Linked DNA regions of Homo sapiens: region 1 is linked to region 2. A link is an interaction called in ENCODE POLR2A ChIA-PET data of the cell type or tissue named here. Cell type or tissue: HCT116. All regions are shown on one strand.

Region 1 (4,000 bases), 72 kb before region 2:
GTACTATGTGTGGCCCCGAATGTGTCCAGAGACTGAAGAGCAGGAGGATGACCATCTGAGCATTGTGACCCTGGAGGAGGCACCATTTGTCATTGTGGAAAGTGTGGACCCTCTGAGTGGAACCTGCATGAGGAACACAGTCCCCTGCCAAAAACGCATAGTCACTGAGTATGGCATCCTCTCAATGACTTTGGGTGGCATGGGAGAGTCAGCTTTGATGCACCTGTTAGCACTTGGCTGGCCTGAGACCTGAGGCATGAGAATTGGGCACTGTGTCTGATTTCTAGTTGCTTTTGAGCTGTGGGATTACTGGCAGCCCTCTGGTCTGATGTCTCGTTCTGTCCAGCTGGTGACCTGGGAAAATGATGGCCAACTTCCCACGCTAAAGTTTCTTCGGTCTTGCTTGGCCTTAATGATTAGGACCTCAAGTTTATGGAGATTTAAGTTTACTTCTGGTGTTCAAATATGTTTTCTTGGGCCAGCATGTCCCAGAATCTTGAGATTTAGAACCATTTTTTGAAAAATATAAAACTAATCTATGCTTTTAAAAGTCAGGATAATGGTTCTCCTTGGTGTGAAGTGCCTAGAGTGGGAAACAAGAGGCCTCTCTGGTACTGGTAACTTTTCTGTATCTGGATCCGGGTGCTGATTAATAAGAGTTCAGTCTGAAAAGTCATTGAACTGAAGCCTTCAAATATGCACCCTTTTCTTATGTATTTTGTACTTCAAAGGAGAATTAAAATTAAGAGGAAACATATCTCAATATGACGAGATAATGAGAATATTGCAGGTCTGTTGCCTGCTTTATTTCTTCACTCGAGTCTAGTATAAATTGTGCTGAGCTGTGAAGGGGGCCTGCTTTGGGATTGGAGGTTTTTTAATGGCAAAGGGTAATAAATGTTGGCTTTTTGTACAAAGACTTTTTTGTTTGTTTGTTTTTGTTTCTTTAATTGGCTAGGAATAAAACAGACGAGGAGCCGGGTTACATCAAAAAATGCTGCAAGGGGTTCTGTATTGACATCCTTAAGAAAATTTCTAAATCTGTGAAGTTCACCTATGACCTTTACCTGGTTACCAATGGCAAGCATGGGAAGAAAATCAATGGAACCTGGAATGGTATGATTGGAGAGGTGAGTGTCCACAAGGGCTGTTTCCATTTCCATTTTCATTTATTTTCCTTCTTCTAAATATAAGTTTAAAACGTGCTCACTTTATGCATTTCAGAAAATATAAAATGGCAAATAAGATGTATTGTTCCCACTATACAAAGAAAACCACTGATAGGCTGTATTTTCCTTGTGGTGGTCCCTTGCCCTCCTGAATGTTTTAATTGGAGCATCGCGCCTTTCTTTTAGGTGGTCATGAAGAGGGCCTACATGGCAGTGGGCTCACTCACCATCAATGAGGAACGATCGGAGGTGGTCGACTTCTCTGTGCCCTTCATAGAGACAGGCATCAGTGTCATGGTGTCACGCAGCAATGGGACTGTCTCACCTTCTGCCTTCTTAGGTAAATGATGGGTTTGCTGGTGGAAGGAAATGGACGTATGGATGGGGAAGTGAAATAAGGAAAAAAGGAGCACATGGCCAGGCTGTTCCAGCTAGAAGGTGGTTTGCTAGGAGCTCAACTCAGCCAGGGACTTCACTTAGGGGACTTCAAAATCAATTACTCTCAAACATGAAAGCTGATGAACACCCAGAAAAATAGGAAAGCATAATGCCATCTAAGAAAGTAGTACTGGGCTGGTCCTCAGAGGGCTTACTGTAGTCCCATTCCTGCCATTTAGTCAGCATGTGACCTTGAGCAAATTTGCTGTATCTGGGGACTTGGTTTCCTCATCCATAGGAGAAGTCATTTCAACCAGGCTGATCTCTGAGACTGCTTCTTGCCATAATAATTTCTAATTCTGGATATCATTGAAATATCTATTTATTTTTAATTATCTGCAAGAATTGCGCTCAGAGCTACCAAAAAAGATTTTTTGTTTCCACGCAAATTTTCTGAGGCTTTGCCAGATAGAGCTGATCTGATTCTTCCTCCCACCCCACTGCACCCCTCCCCATACCATTCTCTCCAGCATCACTTAAATGTCAAAAATCTCAGACGTGATATAAGACTGGGTGAGATGAGGCCAAGATTTCAATTAGATGAGGTCTTTTGTGAGCTCATACCCCATATTTTTTGCAGGGGCCATGGAATGAGGGGTTGGAAAATAAAACGTCACCTTGAAAACAGAACACTGGGCTAGCAGAAAGGAGACTGGGTTTGGCATAAACAAGCTGTAAGCCCCTGGACGAGTCACCGTCTCTCTAAGGCACATCAACATTTTTTAAATGGGGCTATTACAGTAGACAGTGACTAACATTTCTTTAAGCTCTAACCATAGGGAATTAATTCAATTAATGCATTGCAAAGTGGAGTTATAGGCTCCATAGAATTTTTCTATAAATTACTCAAATTTCTTAGCTAATCTTCTTACTCAGAGTGAAGCAAATTCCAGCCTTGCCAATTTTATGTGAAATGTGATTAGATAGTACACACTGTATCCAGTAATTCTCATAGCTTCTATACATATTTTATTTGCTTTTTTTTTTTTTTTTTTTTTTGCTGTGCAAGGATAGTTGGAACATTAAGAGATATAAACAAAACCACATTCTAATTCTAACCTTGTCAGTATAGCACTACCTTAACTTCTGAACTGGCAGAGCCAGTGGTACATTAATATATCCCTGGAATAGCATAGAAATGTCAGGCAGGGTGTGTTTACGTCTGTATTCAGAGGAGGAGCAGTTAGTTATAGGGATAAGAGAAGCCAACATTTATTGAGCACCTACTATATAATGTGCCAGGCATCATTGTACATCCTTTGGTTATATTAACTCATAAAATGTTATTATACCCATTTTATAGCTTAGGAAACTGAATCTTAGACCTATTAAGCCATTTTCCAGCCGTCTCTTAGCTGATAACTGGCAGCTCTAGGATTAAAATCCAGCTATGGTAGCCTTCAGAACCTGTGTTCTAGTACAAATAAGGCCGTTTCAGAGTTCAGCCCCTAACCCAGGAACCAGCATGGGGGGACAAAGAGCAATGTAATACAATGAAAAAACACAGACTTTTTGGCTCAGTTTGTAAGCTGACCCTGACACTTTCTGAGTATGAATTGGAAAGAACCTTGACCTCTCAGTCCTAGTTTACTCCTCCATAAAATAGATAAGGTAATCCCTAATGAAAGGGCCATTAGAAGGATTATATATATAGTATGTGGTAAAAGTAGTTTCTAAATTGTAAAGACCAAAACAGACGATGTATTTTGTGTATAGAAAGTTTCCCTGGGCCTAATGGGAGGAAAAGACCACAGAGGTGGTGCTTTTACTCAGTTATTCCCCAATCTTAGACAAAAGGGAAATCAGGGTAGAATTGCAATCAATTAGAGTCAAGTGTGCAGAGGTTTTCTCCACACCTCTGGAGAGAGCCTTTGAATTGTACCTCTTACGCTCGCATCTCTAGCTGCCATTGAAAGGTTTTGCATTTCACAGTTGGTGTGTTAAGCACTGGGGCTTTATCAAGATCTTTTAAAAATTGATTAAGTGACCAGGCTTTTACAATTCCTTTGGGAGTTCAATAACAAAGTAGGTTTCAGAGTAAGAAATATATTTTCTAATTTTCAGCCAATTTTTCCCCTTTTTAAACTTCATCTTTATTAATGATTTGGAAGATGGAGAAAACAGCATGTTAATTCACTTAGTTATGAGTTTACAATGTGCTGTGACAGCTAAAAAGGCCAGAACTATTTTGAGACACAATTGAGGGAGCATTGTATCATGGGACAGAATAGTGATTGTCCCTTTTTATAGGCCTTTACAGAGATGGCTTCTGGAATATAGTATCTAGTTTCTGGACACCTCCAAGCCAGAGAGATATTTAGCTCAATTGGAAAGGATTCAGCACACATGATTAAAGATATTAAAGAAAGCATATGTGGAACATTCTTGCTACC
Region 2 (4,000 bases):
GAGGTCAGAGAGGGGGCAATAACGCAAGTCAGGTAGGGCCTTGTAGGACACTGTCAGGATTTGGCTTTTACCAAGAGCAAGATGAGAAGTTGCTAGAAGGTTCGGAGCATAGAGTGATATGATCTGACTTCAGTTGAAGAGGAAGCTTTGGGACTGCTGTGTTGAGAGTATACCCTGAGAGGGCAGACAATGGAAGCGGCTGAAAGACCGGTTAGGAAGCTCTTGCAATAATCCTGGTAAGAGATCATAGTTGCTTGGGCCATGATGTTAGCAGGGGAGGTGATAAGAAGCAGTTGGATTCCAGAAATGTTTTAAAGAATCGATATCACACAGTTTGCTGATGAATTAGACATTGAATAAGAGAAAGAAAAATCTTAAGAATAACCTTAGAATGTTTGGCCTGAGCTATTGAAAGTTTGGAGTTGCCATCAGTGTAAGACAGGAATCCTGCAGGTGAGGCTGACTGGGAAGGAAAGCCTTATAGTTTAAGGTGTCTACAGATGTTGCAAGTAGAAATGATGATTAGGCAATTAGATATATGGACCTGGAGTTCAGGGAAAATGTATAGCCTGAAGATACATATTTAAAATTTGTATGCGTTTGGTTGGTATTTGAAGCCATGATACTGGAACTAGAGAATGAGTAGCGACAGAAGAGGATTCTCTAGACTGAGGCCCAGGGTGGAGGATTGTTCAAAGCTCCAGGAGATGAGAAGGGACCAGCAATGGGAGGAGTGGTTAATGGGTAAAGCAAGTACTATTATTGAGTAGGATAAGACTATCTGGAAACATGGAGGTCATCCCATTGATGACCTGGAAGAGAGCTGTTTCAGTGGACTGGTGGGGGCAAAAGCATGATGGGGTGGATTCAAGAAAGAGGGGAAGGAGAGGAGGTAGAGACAACAGGAATAGGCAACGCTTTAGGAGTTTGGCTGTAAAGAGGACATGGAAATAGCAGATCATAGAGAATGTGACGCCCAGGGAGGGACTTCTTTTTTTAAGATGGGAAAAATAACAGCCCATTTTATGTTGACAAGACTAATCCAGGAGAAAGGAAAAATTGATGATGCCTAGGGAGAGAGGACAATTGCTGGAGTAATGTCTTTGATGAAGTGAGAGGGCATGGGATTCAATACAAACATAGAGGGACTGGCTTCAGGGGACTAACCAGGTTTGTTTGTATTAATAGCAGGGAGATAGTGCATTTGGGCACAGATGCAAGTGGGCTGGTAAATGGGATAATGGGAGTATGCTTTTTCTGATTGATTTTTAGTAAACTATGAAAGGAGTTCATCAGTTAAGAGTGAGTATAGGGGAAGAGTATTGGAGGTTTTGGAAGGAAGAAAGCATGAATGAGTCATATAGCCATCCGGCAGGAAGAGTGAGAACAAAAATGTCGGAGACACCAAAAATATAGGAGACATGCTAGGGGGCATAAAGGAATTATTTGAGTTTTTATGATTATGAGTTTAAAGAAATTTGTTTTCTTCAGTCACCTTCAGCTGCTTAAACAGGGTGGCAAGTTAGATTGGAACAGGGTTGGGGTATAACCAGGTGAATATAATGAAAGCAAGAGATGTGGAGTCAAGGGCAACTGCAGTGTGTTAACTATAATGTTTGGTCATGGAATCTAAGCTGGGTGTAGAGGAAAGTGAGGATTTTTAGGGAAGGAGGAACAATGAAGCATATTAGAGGCAGAGGATTGAGATTCAAGCTGGGATCACTCAGTTAGTGAGTCAGAAGCAATAACGTAGAAATTAGGAGGTGGGTTGGAGAGGTGGATGCTTGAGGTTATGGAGGGCTTGCAGTTATTGGTGGTTTGGGGTCTGTTGTTGGGGTGGTGGGCTGAGATAAGATAGAGGAAAAGGTTATAGAAGGAGCAGGGGTCAAGGAACTGAGAGGCCAGGATATGGGAATTATATAGATATTGAAGTCAACAAAATGTTGACTTCCATATGATAGGAATGTAAATTATGACAGGAATGAGGGAGAGTGATTCGAGAACATTTCAATCATTGCATCAAGTAAGGGGTGCAGCTAGCCTAGTCTGATGTGCATCAAAGCTGGATTTTATGGTTGTTGCATGTTATTTTTTTTTAAAAAGGAGGGAGGATGGTCTGGAATGGCAATGAGGGGCAAGAAGGGCATCTCCACCTCCAGGCCCCAGGGCATGAGGAAGGTGCAAGTGGAAATGCTCACCACCTGGGAGTGATTCAGGGTCCTCAAAGAGGAGCCAGGTTTCTGTAAGAGCAAGAGGAAAGGAATTGCCAGGGTTGTGGCTGGTGATGAACCACTGATTCTTAGGCAGGATTTGGGAGTTGGTAAAGGAAGGGAAATGAGCTGAGATGGGAGATGTGCATGGGTATCTGGGGATGAAAGTCCAAGTGATAAGAGGGACTGGGGGTCTTGGGCTTCTCGTGGTGATTGCCCTAAGCGAGGCTGTGGGCATTTGGGGTTGGCCCTAATTGTCTCTATGTCAGATTGAGGTGGTGATGCTGCAAGTGCCCGGGGCAGGGACTTGATGGCAGCACATGGAACTCTGGTACCTCTTCCTCAGTCCTGATATTTGCTTTTTTAACTTCTACTAAAAACCCCACTGCTAACTGTGATAGGCCACAACATGTTTTTATAGATGTCAACAAATGTTATCCTGGATTGAGACCACATTTTGACTATTTATCCTGGAAAGTACACATTTTCACAGGAAATCTTGTCCTTTCTAAGGTTCCCAACTAAGCTAGTCTCGTTGTGGGGGGGTCATAATTATTTGTTCTTACTTACCTTACTCCTTGTTCATCTTTAAAAAAAAAATCAAATAAAAAGGATTGGAAAGCAACTTTGCTTCTGCCCAATTCTGCTAAATGAAAGTTTTCTCTGACAGATCATTTTGATTTTGTATTTTCTTTTGTGACAGAAACAGTGGGACAGGAGCATGGAAATGAATGAAAGTCTTTAAAAGCCTTGAGAGAGCGTTTTCAAGGATCAGGAGAGGGCTTAGAAAGAAAAGGACTCTGAGTGGGGCTGCATGAAAAGGGGGTAAGTGAGGACTCTTGGGGAGGGTCTGAAAAAAACAAGTAGTTTGGCAAGGAGAGCAGAAAAATAAAATTCCACTGTGTAGGCATTTGGAGATTTAGCAAGAGCAACCTAGAGTCTGCCCCCAGAGACACTGCACGTTGTTTCTGACACAGAGGATGCACTAATTCTATTTCCTGTGCCACCTGAAAAAATCATAATTTGAGAAGAGAAACTGTTAGGCCATTTCTAGTGAACTATTTTTCCAAACCCTCACGGAACCCTGAACAGGGTGTGAATGAGATCACAACTACTGCTGCTGCTGGTTCAGCCTCTCTGTCCACTAATAAAGGCAAACCCTTCAGCATGGTCATATCCTGCCAGCCGTTTTCCCCCAAAAGATTAAATTATGTTCATCTTGGCTCATCTAACGCCACATCTTGAGTTCTTAAGGTATCACAGCCAACTCAGTCATACCTTACTTTATGCACTGAGTACGCATTAAACTCTATTTAGGAAGGAAGAGGGAAGCAAAGGAAGCCAGGGATGGTTTTGTCATGACCTCTCTTTGCTTTCTGACCTCCCGGAATCCACTCTTTGGAAGATGTGCAGAAAACAATGTGACTTCCATTTACCCTGCCTCAGATCTCCCCTCCTTCAGACTGGCTCCCACCCCTGGTTAATGGGGTAACCTGGGTACGCCTATTTGTTAAAGGAATTTGTGGGAAGTGAGGGGCAAAATTGTTGGAGCAGAGGGAATAGATTTATGGGAGCTTTGTTACCCAGTGACTATCCCAGCATTAATACTTCAGAGTAGCCCTGACGCTTGTGGAAACATTTCAAGGGAGCTAGAGGCAATGTTACAGTGGAGATCAGAGAAGGGATGGGGCAGTGAGCTCTTGTCCCTAGGGGAAATCTCTTTTCCTCCACGTGACAGGAGCCAGTGCTCCAACAGCATCAGAATTACACTTAGCCACAATGACTGATGC

The links. Peaks named below come from ENCODE experiments on the same cell type or tissue, not always from the same donor. Only the 100,000 strongest peaks of a DNase experiment are listed, where the experiment ranks them.
Region 1: POLR2A ChIA-PET joins it to region 2 with 5 read pairs; 2 of 35 experiments call an interaction of 5 or more read pairs at or near these places.

What each region holds. Positions count from the first base shown.
Region 1 is chr12:13,612,623-13,616,622 of GRCh38, reverse strand. GRIN2B (glutamate ionotropic receptor NMDA type subunit 2B) reads left to right here. Exons shown (of 14, transcript NM_000834.5): 6 at 1-168; 7 at 959-1,130; 8 at 1,356-1,509. LOC105369668 (a long non-coding RNA gene) reads right to left here. Exons shown (of 4, transcript XR_931373.3): 3 at 1,397-1,525. Among named protein-coding and RNA genes, the nearest start is that of LINC01559, 240 kb to the right of the region's middle. In HCT116, no CTCF peak of the experiment used is centred here; no DNase peak of the experiment used is centred here.
Region 2 is chr12:13,541,058-13,545,057 of GRCh38, reverse strand. It overlaps GRIN2B (glutamate ionotropic receptor NMDA type subunit 2B), which reads left to right. Exons shown (of 14, transcript NM_000834.5): 14 at 1-4,000. Among named protein-coding and RNA genes, the nearest start is that of LINC01559, 170 kb to the right of the region's middle. In HCT116, no CTCF peak of the experiment used is centred here; no DNase peak of the experiment used is centred here; H3K27ac peaks cover 1,108 bases.